Linked DNA regions of Homo sapiens: region 1 is linked to region 2. Evidence: chromatin contacts called from ENCODE Hi-C or POLR2A ChIA-PET data. All regions are on one chromosome and are shown on one strand. The core of a region is the stretch at or near the end of the contact, and the rest is flanking DNA. Distances in the headings are between cores, read along the strand shown.

Region 1 (6,688 bases), core at 125-2,624, 280 kb after region 2:
CTTTAATCACCAAATTGCCTTTTATTATGCTGTGGCAGACATTATAGCGCTCACTTATATCTGTTCTTTCTTTCTGGAAACGTATTGCATAAAACTTCCCTGTCCACCTTTTAGTTAGGTGATATTGTCTTAGGTCAAGTTTCCCAGATCCAATCTGTAAGACAAGAATGTATATGCAAGTGATATATTAAGGAAATATTCTCAAGGAAGACTGTAAGGAAGTGATAGAAGCAAGACAGAGAATGAAATAAAGCCAAGCAAGGCAAAAGTCCCACACATGGTAGGCTTTAGGAAGATCCTACAAGAGAATTTTGGAGGGAAAACAATTTCTCAGAGTTATCCCAACCTGAAGCAAGGGAGCTGAGCTAATATTCCTGTACAAAACAGTCTCTAATCAACAGCCACAGACAGGCACGGTGGCTCACGCCTATAATCCCAGCACTTTGGGAGGCTGAGGCAGTCAAATCACTTGAGCCCAAAAGTTCGAGACCAGCTTGGGCAACATAGTGAGAGTCCATCTCTACAAAAAATTAGCCAAGCATAATGGTTCTCACCTGTAGTCCCAGCTCCTTGGGAGGCTGAAATCACTTGAGCCTGGGAAGTCAAAGCTGCAGTGAGCTGTGAACACACCACTGCACTCAGCCTGGGCGACACAGTAACACCTTGTCTCAAAAAAAAAAAAAAAATCAACAGCCACTTCAAAGTATGCACCAGGCATTTCTGGCTCTTGATGCAAAGGGGCTCCAGTAACCCAAATGGAAGCTATTGAAGAAGAGTCACAGGTGCTGGCCATTGAACACATGCCAATCAGGGATTTAAGCCAATGACAGACATTATCTGTTTCAGGTCTCAAGTGAGTAGTTCTCTGGCCAATGATTTTTGAATGGAAATTATTGTCACAGTGAATTTCACTTTCCGTGTGCACTCCTCCAGCAATTTTTTCTCCTTCCTTGTGTCAATCTAGAAGTCTATCTGCTTTAGAAAATGCAGCACCATAAGGTGGTAGAGTCTGGTCAGATTGCATCTTTGAGTTATGGAGGCAGAGCCTTCTTCTGACCTATGTTAGACATTTCTATTAAGTGAGGAATAAACTTAGTATGTGTTTGTTATTATAGCACATCCTCTCCTATCCTGACTAATACATATCCCATATATGCATTTTTCATTCAAAAATATTTGCTGAGCAAATATCATGTGCTAGATATTATGCTAGAGAATATAAAGACAAAAAAGAAATGTTCCTTTTCCTCAGAAAGCCCCTTATCATAATAGAGTCTAGTTAGTGCCATGATAGAGATATGTGGTGGGACCCAGAATGCTTTGTGAACAATGAGTAGGAGACTCTAAAAGAGACAGCAAGGCCAGGCAAGTCTCCTTAGAGATTCCACATGAGTCACATTATAAAGCATGAGTTAAAATTAGCTAGAAAAATAAAGGGGCTGGGAAAGGAAGGTCAACAGAAGCAGCCAGAACATGAGATGCAAAGTTCTGATTTGTGAAGGACAGGATACACTGATGACTCACTAATATATAACAATATACAAAGTAGTATTTTGATATTTTATTTGTTGTAGCTTGGCCTGTCAGATTGAACCACAGACTAGTTAATTGACAGGAAGTAATTTCAAATGATGAGCTAGTTCATGACCTAAAGCAAATTATTATTTTACTTCTCTGTGTCCTGTTTACCTATTCTGAAAGATGAAAGTACTGACCTGCTTCATAGAGATGTTGTTTAATTACTCTTCAAAGTTGCTTTGAAAATATCAAGGCCTTCTCAAACATAAAGTACTAGTACAATTTCCTTAGGAGCTGTGCTAACAGAAGAAAATGTAGGTTTAAATCTTTAGACTGGAATAAATCTAAAGAAGAAAATAATTATTGATTCCTTTCCACTAGTATTAGAGCAATTTCTACTGATACGTCTTTAATGATCTCAGGATAAAAAAAAAATGGTAAAGGTATGATTATTCCATGACAAGAATAGGAAAATTTTTAAAGTTACCACCCCTGGGCCGGACGTGGGCTCACGCCTGCTATGCTAGCACTTTGGAAGGTCAAGGTGGGCAGATCGCTTAAGCTCAGGAGTTCGAGACCAACCTGGACAAGCAAAACCCCATTTCAACAAAAAATTAAAAAAATTAGCTGAGTGTGGTGGCGCATGCCTTTAGTTCAGGTTACTTGGGGGACTGAGGTGGGAGGATCACTTGAGCCCAGGAGGTCGAGGCTGCAGTGAGCCGAGATCCTGCCACTGCACTCCAGCCCGGGTGACAAAGTGAGACCCTGTCTCAAGAAAGAGAAAAAAGTTACCATCACTGGAAGGGGCTTCCAGGGAAAAAGTACTCAGATGACCCATTTTACCCTTTTAAATTTAAATACAGATGATCATGATAACTAACATCTAATGAGCAAAATAATATGTTCTAGAATGGTTCTATGTGTTTTTCCATGTATAATCTTTGGAAATTATCTAGGCAACTTTATCTCTAGATAGTAAAAAACCTAGATAGGTTTATTATTATCTCTGTCTTGCAGACAAGGAAATGCAGGCACAGAGAGTTTAGCAATGTGCCCAGGGCCACTCATTATATTCCACGGTACTCATGATATTCCTGAGTACTTGTGTGGCTCTGAGAAACTCTGTTTCTCTGTGTCTTTTTAAAACATCCACAATTTTCCTTTAGGGCTCACGGGAAGAACAGTACCTTTAAGGTATTTCTATACTCGTGGTAAAATTTCTGCTTATATGACCAGATTAATAAAAGCCGTTATCTTAGAAGGCAAACTGTATAGAAAAGTTCATCTGAATTCAGCTTTTCCCTGACCACTTTTATTGACATTACTCAGTTGACCCGTCTGTTTCCCAATTTAGCTTCCCTCAAGATTGTGGGAAATTTCTGATTTTTCTCAGGAACAATTGTGGATATGACTTTTTTGTGCACCACTGTTTCTGAAACTTCTGCCCACATTTAATGCCACTTCCTTATTAGGAATTATAATTATTAATGTCACTGTCTTACTATTGTCCCTAATTTGTCTCTAGAATTGAGACAAAACTAGAAAGCCTGCCATAGTTTCATTTCACTTACCAGACCAGTCCCTGGCTTTCTTCTTTGCCCATGCTGGTATATGACATTGAGCAATAATACACACTAAAATAATCCCCCATATTTTCTGTTTTTTAAATACCAATAATATGCACCTTCCTGTAGCGTATTTTTAGTGTTCTCAAATGTATTGAAGTATGGAAATCATCTGTGATCTACATACTGAACAAACAATATTAGTATTGCTTAATGTTTCCCTTCATAGACTTTTTTCTGAGGCCCCCATTCAGACTACAGCATTAAAGAAAAGCTAATGTCAATCAAAATTCAAGTGAATTATAACTAGCAGTGTGTGAGCAGTATAATCGATTAGATCAATCTGAAAAGATACAATTATGAAAGCAGAATTGTGTCTGCTTCTCTAGTGGGCATGTCTAATTATTTTTATTTGCATGGAATATTAGTCAGACATTTAATAATTAAATATAGATTCACTTATAGAACAGCAATGCAAACAATAGCTAATATTTATTGACCACTTACTATGTGCCCAGCAGCGTGCTAAGCATTCAGTTTGCATGATTATCATCTAATACCTCCCAAACTCTATAACCTATATCATATATATATATATACATATATAAATAGTCCATATGCTAGTTGATACGCTGATTGATAGATGGCAGAACATATTCCCATTATATAGACTGAACAGATGTTTCATTGATATGGTTTTATGAGGGCTATGAAAATTTATCTCGTCGCCCTACATTAACATGCAGTTTTCGCACTTATCACCTATTTCATGTAGAAAATATCTTTTGTTCTCTAAGGGTTAGATCATTTATTCCAGCGAGTTCTATCAGGAAAATTAGCCTGACATTTAGCAGTCTTTAGCAAGAGTCAAAATTTACCAGAATGAACCGTAAGGAGAGATTAGAGGAGGAAAGGATTGTACCTGGGGCTTAGGATCTTTATCAGTTCAAACAACAGCCAACAAAAAGACAGTATTAGGTTGGAAGAGGCATAATTGGGAGTACAAAAGAAGGAAAAAGAAAAAAAGAGTCACAACTTTGGATTAGAATCATAATATTGGCTAAAGGCAGATATAATTTCCATTTCACACAAAGGGAAATTAAGAGATCAATAACCACACAAAGTTACACAGGTGGTAAAGCCTGGAATCAAATTCCAGGAGCCTGGTTCCAAATCCTTTCTACCATTTTTAAAAAATTATTATTATATAAGAGTGCTGCCTGGATCCGTTGTGTTTTTTCACTGCAAAAGGTGAGATGACTTCCTAAACCCTTCTTTAATCAGCCTAAATCTATGTTTTCTCATGTCTTTTGAGGTTCATGGCTAGCATTGGGTAAAAGCAGTTAGGAAGAAAAGCTAAAGCAGTATAGCCTAGTAACGAAATCTATGGACTCTGGATTCTAAACTTTTTGAGTTTCAAATTCCAGCTTTATCACTTACTGACTTTTCTTTTGGACAAGTTACTTGAACTCCTGCATAGCTTTCCTTATCTGTAAAATGAGCACAATAAGAATGCTACTCTCATGGAGCTTTTTTAAAGGAAAAAGTAATACAAACTGCAAAGCATGCAGAAGAATCCTTTTCACACGGGGAATGCTCAAGTCATGTTGCAAGGTATTTCAACATAAATGGTAAGACACTGTTAGGACTGGGCATGGAGATGAAAATCACAAAGGCAATGAGGATAGAAATCCTCTAAAATAGACAAAAATGGCTTCATGAAAGTGACAGAAGAAACAGAGGAGATGCAGAGGTATGTGTTGGCAAGCTGACTGAGCAAATAAGGTGTAAGTGTTAAATAATGAGGAGGAAAAGAATGCAGTTTAACGTGTAGAAATTTCTAGGGAATAGGGAGGAAGCTTGCTTTGCCTACATTTTGGCTGTTTATAGAAGCAGTGGAAGGCAAGAGCTTCACAGAGGAAACTGTAAGAGATGCAAAGACATGGGAAGAGTTTAGAAGAGATGGAAGGAAGCTATAGAAACAGACAGGATTAAACACAGGTTTTCCCTCAGAGGACTGGGCCATGGGGGTTACAAAGAGATAATGGAAAGGAATGTTGAAACAGAATTTTATGGGAGGAAATGAGGATAATAAACTTGCCCTGGGAAAGTGGGTGGGGAGGATAAGAATGAGGAATTATTAGAGGAGAAAGAAGTAGGAAATTATATTTGGCAGAAAAGAGTCAACAACCTATTTTCCATGCTCTGACAGGCTTAAACATAAACCAGGTACGTAGCCAGGGTTAAGAATTCGAGTAGTTGGCCAGGTGTGGTGGCTCACTACTGTAATCTCAGCACTTTGGGAGGCTGAGGCGGGAGGATCACTTGAAGTCAGGAGTTTGAGATCAGCCTGGCCCGCATGGTGAAACCCCACCTCTACTGAAAATACAAAAATTAGCCAGGCATGGTGGTGGGCACCTGTAATTCTAGCTACTTAGGAGGGTGAGGCAGGAGAATCGCTTGAACCCAGCAGACAAATGTTGCAGTGACCCAAGATTGAGCCACTGCACTCCAGCCTGGGTGACAAGAGCGAAACGCTGTCTCAAAACTAACTAAATAAATAAAATAAATTAGTCAGGTGGCAGACAAAGTAGAATTTTTCAGAGGACGTATTAGCGTTGGCTCTCTTCTAAATCTTCATCTCATAGACCCATCTGCTTGACCCAGAAAAGCTCAACACTGCCATGACATACACACACAGACTTAAGGCTTGATCCATGATGTGCATGAGTAGTTAGATGTAGAAATCCTTTTTCTACTTGTGACTGGGTGAAAATTTGGGGTAGGAATGGCTGTTCTCAATTTTTGAAACTGTCTGGGTTCTTTTATAGCTACTCCATTAATTTTAGGGATTCTGACAAGAGTATGGTTTTAGAGTAACCTAGTTAAGGAGGTGAGATATTAGCTTTCTAGACCTCACACAAATTAACTGTTTTATTTTATTAATTTTTTTTAAATTTTTTTTTTTTGGAGATGGAGTTTTGCCCTTGTTGCCTAGGCTGGAGTGCAATGGTGCAATCTCGGCTCACTTCAACCTCCACCTCCCGGGTTCAAGTGATTCTCCTGCCTCAGCCTCCCGAGTAGCTGGGATTACAGGCATGCACCACCACACCTGGCTAATTTTGTATTTTTAGTAGAAACGTGGTTTCTCCATGTTGGTCAGGTTGGTCTCGAACTCCCGACCTCAGGTGATCCGCACGTCTCGGCCTCCCAAAGTGCTGGGATTACAGGCGTGAGCCACTGCGCCCAGCAATTTACTGTTTTATTTAAATTTGAGTAGCTCACACAGTGAACTGTTATGACAGTGATCCTACTGAGTGGTAAAAGCCTCTGACCCACAGTGTATATGTAAGTGAAGCAGGAAGACAAATAGGTTATGATTGAAAGAGCTGGGCTGAATATAATATAATATAATATAATATAATATAATATAATATAATATAATATAATATAATATATACTTTTTTTTTTATTTTGAGACAGAGTCTTGCTCTGTCACCCAGGCTGGAGTGCAGTGTCATGATCTTGGCTCACTGAAACTTCTGCCTCCCAGGTTCAAGCAATTCTCCTGCCTCAGCCTTCCAAATAGGCTGGGACTACAGTCA
Region 2 (6,684 bases), core at 3,561-6,060:
GTTATCAAGAAACAGACTAAATCTCTCTGAATTGGGTCCTTTCAACAATTCTGATTACACTCACCTGATATTTCATTTTAAATTTCATGTTTATAAACACATTCCCCTCTCATTCTAAGACCAGAGGTCAGACATTAATTGCTCTCCAAGGATGGCTTTGCCCAATTTGGGAACGGGCCAGATTGTTGTGTTAGAAATTTTCCTCAGTCAACAACCTTTTTGAAAAGACCAATTCATAGAAGGCGTGGATACATTTAGAGAAAAACAGCTCTCTAAAGGATGTAAGAAGGGTATAAAAATCACTATAAACTCAACTATGTGTGTAAGAACATTTGCAACTGTACATTTTCCGTAAAATAATTTAATTTTATTATAAGCTCCCATTGGGCCATGCAGGTAGAAAATTTAACTCAGTCATTAAGGTTCCCTGTCCACCAATACCAACATGGGTCTGTGGCGTGCTTCCAAGATTCTATGCAGGTCCAAGATATCTTGAGGGTAGAAGAGGCCCTCTGGTTACACATCATCTATCCACACATTTTCTCACGTCTACAGATTGCTGTGAGGCCATTTTTCCACTGATGTGGGAAATTATTTTCTCATCTCTACCCCTTTCTCCCAGCCTAGAGAAATCTTTCTTTCCTTGGGAAGTAACTATTGTAGTTAAACATAAAGGATAACTCTAAAGAAATAAGGTTGCTTTCTGTATAATTCACACATCATTCTACACATTTAAAAAAAAAATTTACCAGAACATGAAATTGTTTCTAATGCTATAAAAAGGGAACAAGGCATCGAGGTTATGAACACGAACTGTGAGCCAGTCTGCCTGGGTTTGATATATGACCTTGGGAAATTTATTTTACCTCACTTTCTTCATCTGTAAAATAGAGACAATGCAACTATTTCAAAGGAGCTGTCACGAGGTTTATATGAGATAAACATATAAAGTATTCAAAACAGTACTTAGCATTTAATAAGTATTGTAACTATTGCCATTTTTATTTCTATAATAATATTGAAAATTAAAATATAAAAATGTATACAGGCTGAGCATCCCTAGTCCAAAACTCCAAAATGCTCACAAATCCAAAACTTTCTAAGTACCAACATGACAACATAAGTGGAAAAATTTACACCAAACCTCATGTGATGGGTCTCAGTCAAAATGCAGGCAAAACTTTGCACAAAATTATTTAAAATATTGTACAAAATTACACTCAGGCTATGTATATAAAGTGTTTATGAAACATAAATGAGTTTTGTGTTTAGATTTGGACTCCATCCCCAAGACGTCTCATTATGTACATGCAAATATTTCAACATCCAAAAACTTTTGAAATCCAAAACACTCTGTTCCCAAGCATTTCAGATAAAGAATACTAAGTCTGTATTTTACATTTTTTTGTACATTCAGTAAAGGACCTATTATGAATCATATGCTGAGGCTTCCATGATAAATAAGTTGGGAATGGATTAGCTAGACATGTCAAGATGCTTGGGATAGTTAAGCCCTTTGAAAGAGGTAACACAGGATGCAGTGAAACAAGGGTCATTTAACTATCTTAGAGGATGAGACTGGGTTTTTCAGGCGAAGAACAGAGGAAGTCTCTCTCAAGAAGAGTAGCAGCGTGTAAACTCTGGAAGTAAAAAGAAATACGGCTTATTTGAAAAATTGCTAAGCATAACTAGGAGATCAAGGCAATAGTCTTGCTTTAGAGAGAAATAAAGTTCAAGACAGAAGTAAGGGCCAAATCATCAAAGCCCTGTGTGCGCAGTGGTGTTTGCACTTCATCTTGAAAGCTCGGGGGAGCTATCAAAGAGCAATGTTGAGGATCAGATGAATGCAACAGGCATATGACTATGGAAAACAGAAGAATTGAAAGGATAAGGCTGGGTATGGGAACGATTCTCTGGAGTCCATGGCAGTTATCCTGGTGGGAAAAATAAAACAACTGAAGGATGGATTAAAGTATAGTAGTGGTAATGGAGCTAAAGAAAAGAGGAAAGCCTCAAGAGAGATTAAGGTCAAAAACATGATAAGTCTTATGACTTTGGGGCATGGGAGTGAAGAAGGGATTCATAAACACCCAACATCCTAGGCTGAGCAACTAAGTGGAAGGTAGACAGAGAAGCAAATCTGGAGAAAGTCCTCTGCCTAGAACCTCTCCCTGCAGAGAGCCCGTGACTCTCTTATTTACCTTGCTACAGTCTGGGCTCCAGGCCACCTCTCTGAGAGGGCTTCCTTGACTCTCCCACCTAAAATGCAAATACCGTCATCCTCCATTACCTTGATTAATTAGTGGTATTTTTCTTCAATGCATTCATCTGTTCCTGACAACATACTGTATTGTTTTCTGCTCATCTCGCCCATCAGAACACAAGTTCCATGTAGGTAGGAACAGTGTATTTCTCATTTGCTCCAGAGTGAATCTCCAGAGATGTATATGCCTGGGACAGAGTAGCTGCTCAGTAAATATTAATTGTGTGAGTGAGCGATGAGTTCAGTGCAGGACATGTTGAATTTTAGGTTTCTGCAGCACCTACGGTAGGACTTACTGAGATGCTGAGTAAGCAGTGAAAATGCAGGTCTGATGCTCGGAAGGAAAGCGGGGCTACATCCATCAGTGCCGCATGCATCAGCCCAGTGATGAGGATAGCCGGGATGAGGGGGCTGTGGGTGATATCCTCCCCAGGGGAGTGGAAAAGAGAAGCCAAGGATGAATTCCTGAGATCTTCTACATTTAATGGAGAAGAATAAGAGTCTGAAAAGCATCTGGGGCAGTTAAAGAAAACCCAGGAGGTAGCGATACCATGAAAGCCGAGAAAACAGTTTCAAGGAAAAGGTTTGATTAACAACAGGGCCAAAACCACAGAAGAGTCAAGAGAAAGATGTCCTGTTAAACACATATATATATATATAGTTTTCTCTCTCTCTCTGTCTCCCTCCCTCTCTTCCCCCAGCAAAATACCTAATGCAAGAAGTCAAGATTGGAGAACCAAAGCATTTTTCTTCTGATCTTTAACCACAATCCCACATTATCCATCATTTCTTTAACTGTAAATTTCTATTATAGCTTCTTATCACAGTTTCTAGCCCATAGATTACTGTATTTTACAAATATATATATTTAGAAGCATATATATATGTAGAGAGAGAGAGAGAAGCAGCCTTACAAAATTAATTCTAATTATTTTCAAAATCAAAAGTCATTTCAGTTCTAGGTCAGAGCTCCCAGGATCGCCTATGAAAAGTTCTGAAGGAAAAACCTGGATAACATTTCTCTTTCCACAAGTCTCGCAAGGACATTCAGACCATCTGATTCATAACTCCCAGGAGATCAGGCTGATCCAGCACTTGTCCTTGTAAAAGCCGAAACCCTTTCCTTGGGATGCAGCAGCCTTATCACATGACCTCGGCTGGCCTAGCAGAGCAGGTGGGTGTGACATAATAAAATGCATTATGAAGGCCACCCTAGGAACTTTGGGAAGGGACTGGACTTGCCTCAAAAAGTATGCACATCCAGTTGGGGCGCAGGAGGGAGGAGGGGCCTGAGAGGGTAAATAAAGCCAGAGCTGCTAGGAGCTGAATTCCCTTTCCAGCAGCATCCTGAAGTCTTTGTTTCAGAATAAACTGGTGACAAGGAGAAAGGAGAGGAGGGGAGGGACAAGCTGGTGTCCTTTGGCCCATTACGTGCCTTTAGGTTTCCAGTGGTTCTCAGGCTTGCTACTCATTGGAATTACCTGGGGAGCTTTGAAAACCCTGGTATCCAGGGACAGGACCCAGACATTAGTATGTTTTTAAGCTTTCCAGGTGATCCCAATGTGCAACCAAATTTAGAACTTTAATACAACTGCCTAGCCTAGGATCACTCCTGGAATGTCCTGGGAGGGCATTCTCCAGACCCGGTTATCACGGACCCCTGGAGAGGGTCAATGGTCATCACAGAGTGCAGGGAAATTCCCTGACCTTGTCTCGTTAAGCAGTGCAAGCAGCAGCAGTTTCACAGGGCACATGACCCCCATGGCAGCCAAAAAGGGAATTAGCCACTTCAGCGGAGACGTTGCTTAAGGCAAAGGAATTTCCCCTTGTGCTCCTCATTTGCCCAAACAGAACACACGGTTTACTCATCCATTCTGAAGAAAGATTTTGAGTTCTCAAGGATGTAGTCATTGTTCTATAAAGCCTTACAATTTAAAGTGTGAGCCCAAAACAGGAGTTTTGTCATCTTTGGGAAGCTTGGTGTGAATTCAGAATCTCTGGTTCTACCCTAGACCTGCCCAAAACTGTGTAAATACTGCTGGACTGGATGGAACACAGGATGTATTAGAATATTTTTCCTGTATTTAAATGTACACAAGAAAGGAAGACATGCTCATGGATTGACACATCTTGAGAAAGACTTGGGAGAAAAAGACAAAACAAATGTGTCAAAAAGAGAGAATGTAATACACAACCTTGCTTCATTTGAAACTGATTTTTGTTGTTTGTTTTTGTTTCGTTTTGTTTTTTACTTACCACCAGGAAATAGCTAAATTGAGTAAGAACATCTTAAAACTTAAGGGAGAAAAACTGAGTGATCAACCAAAACCTCAAGAGGAAATAATTAAGAATTTCTGGGGGGAAAATAGTGATAGTCTGTGAATGAGGACCCTACCGTATTAGCGCAATAATTAATGAGCCTAAAAGACACTGGTTACCATATGACTTTCCCTAAGCCTCAATTTCTTTAGGTGTAAAACAATACATTTAAATGAATAATCATTGTGGTCTCTTCTTGCTCAAAATTTTACCATTTGAAGATCCTTGACATTGAATCAAATATCCAAACCCAAATGAAAATAATTGTGCACAGTTTTAAGGATTATTTTACCACTAGGTGGCAATGTTGATTAAAAAATGTGAGAAACCAATGTAAACATCATTTTATTGTATTTTGTGGCTGACCTAAATCTGTTTTCCAAGGTTCGGGACATCAAAAAATTGAAGAATTGCACTACTATGCACTCGAGACCAAGAACTGAAACGTAGATTTGGAAAATATTCAGTAAAGGGACAACTGGAAAGGAAAGAAAAGCAGCTGCCTGAGGTTGACAGAGACAGTGAAACGCAGCAGGCCAAGCATAGAAGCTCACGGGATGAATGACCAGGGAGGAAATTCAGTAAACCTGGGTAGCCAAAGGATTCCAGATGCTGGTAATGTCCCCAAGGAGATTGCTGGCCCTTCATCCATGCTTGGTACCTTGAGAGGGCCCTAGGCTAAACACATGCCATGAGCTCTGATTGCTGGCAAGCAAATCTCATCACAATTTTTCTAATTTGTTTTATATCTGATTCCTAGCTACTATCTTCAATGTCTGGCTATTCCTATGGATTTCTGATTTTGCTGTGCTCTAGGACATAGCACTTCGGCTGTCCCTAGGAATTCATGCTTCAACTGCACCGCCTTACCTTGCTTCTACCTCCTGGACCTCACACAAACGACCCTAACTCAGGCAATGTTTGCACACCCCCTCCAGATTCCATGTCTGCTAAAGCATCGCATCTTGAAACTCCACAGAACCACTTCAAGCAAAGAATTACCAATCGTTAGGGCTGGAAGAAATTTAGAGATGTCATCATACCATTCCCTTTTCATTTTCAAAATAAAGGGAAAGAAACAGATATAATAATTACTTAATATTTAATAAGTTCTTGGCTGAAGGAGATTTATTAACTCTTATAACAAAAGTTCCAATACAAGCAGCTCCAGTTAATTCAATGGTTCAGCAACCCTATCAGGGCCCAGGTTCCCTCCACTCTCTCAACTTTGCTGTCTGCAGTGGACTGCCTAAGATGCCTTTGCATGCCAAGAAAGCTGTCTCAGCTCCAAGCACCACATCCGGACACACCAAAGTCCAAAAGAATGGGTCATTTTCCCCTTGTGCATCTCTTATTTAAAAATGAGAAAAAGCTTTCACGGAAACATACCAACAGATGTGCCTTCACAATTTATTGACCAGAACTGGGTCACCTGCCCAATCCTCCACAAGTCACTGTTGAGAGAACGGAAGGATCATAATTGGCTTTGACAAATCAGATCTGACTCATGTGGAGAAGAGGTGGACATTGGCACAAAACGGGTACTGCCAGCATGCAAGAAAAGAAAAATAAATCTTGGGTAAGTGAACCAGCACTGATTGCTGTATTGGGGTAGTGTAACTAAACACTAGGACATCACTGTGTTCAAGAAATAGGAGAGATCAGAAAAGAAGGAATGGGCACTTGCCTGTACTACCACTTTGTTGGGAGGATGAGGCGGGAGGATCCTTTGAGCCCAGGGGTTCAAGGCTACAGTGAGCTATGATTACACCACTGCTTTCCAGCCTGGGCAACAGACTGAGGCCCCATCTCTTTAAAAGGTTAAAAAGAAAAAGCAAGAAAGAAAACAGGGGACATTCAGGCAACTCAGACTCAAAGAATATTCCTTTAGCATCGGATATTAGTCCCACTATGACCTTCACTAGTCAGCTGATAGGAAGCTGATAGCTGCTGCTACTTCTCACACATCAGCATACTTTGCTCAGATGTATGCATCATTGTTCACTTGTCAAGCTGTTATGAGCAGCAGTTTTTCACAATGAACCAAATGAGGATGGAAGTTCAAATTAGGCTCTTAATTTGTCATCCGTTGATTCATGCAC

What was found. Hi-C counts contacts between places; a loop is a spot of excess contacts on that map. ChIA-PET counts read pairs that join two places held with the same protein, here RNA polymerase II (POLR2A).
Region 1: a map of PC-3 shows a loop between it and region 2 (4-fold over the local background). The contact joins two enhancer-like sites. A Hi-C loop is called at or near these places in 1 of 168 maps with a recorded cell type or tissue (PC-3). POLR2A ChIA-PET finds 5 or more read pairs at or near these places in 1 of 52 experiments (activated T-cell).

Annotation. Positions count from the first base shown.
Region 1 is chr7:17,964,362-17,971,049 of GRCh38, forward strand. No RefSeq gene overlaps it. Among named protein-coding and RNA genes, the nearest start is that of SNX13, 27 kb to the left of the region's middle. Within about 2 kb of position 1,375, at least 2 of the 41 ENCODE cell types and tissues checked have a DNase peak (open chromatin) inside an H3K27ac peak, as active enhancers do; they include PC-3, where a contact is called at or near this core.
Region 2 is chr7:17,676,186-17,682,869 of GRCh38, forward strand. No RefSeq gene overlaps it. Among named protein-coding and RNA genes, the nearest start is that of LINC02889, 120 kb to the left of the region's middle. Within about 2 kb of position 4,811, at least 8 of the 41 ENCODE cell types and tissues checked have a DNase peak (open chromatin) inside an H3K27ac peak, as active enhancers do; they include PC-3, where a contact is called at or near this core.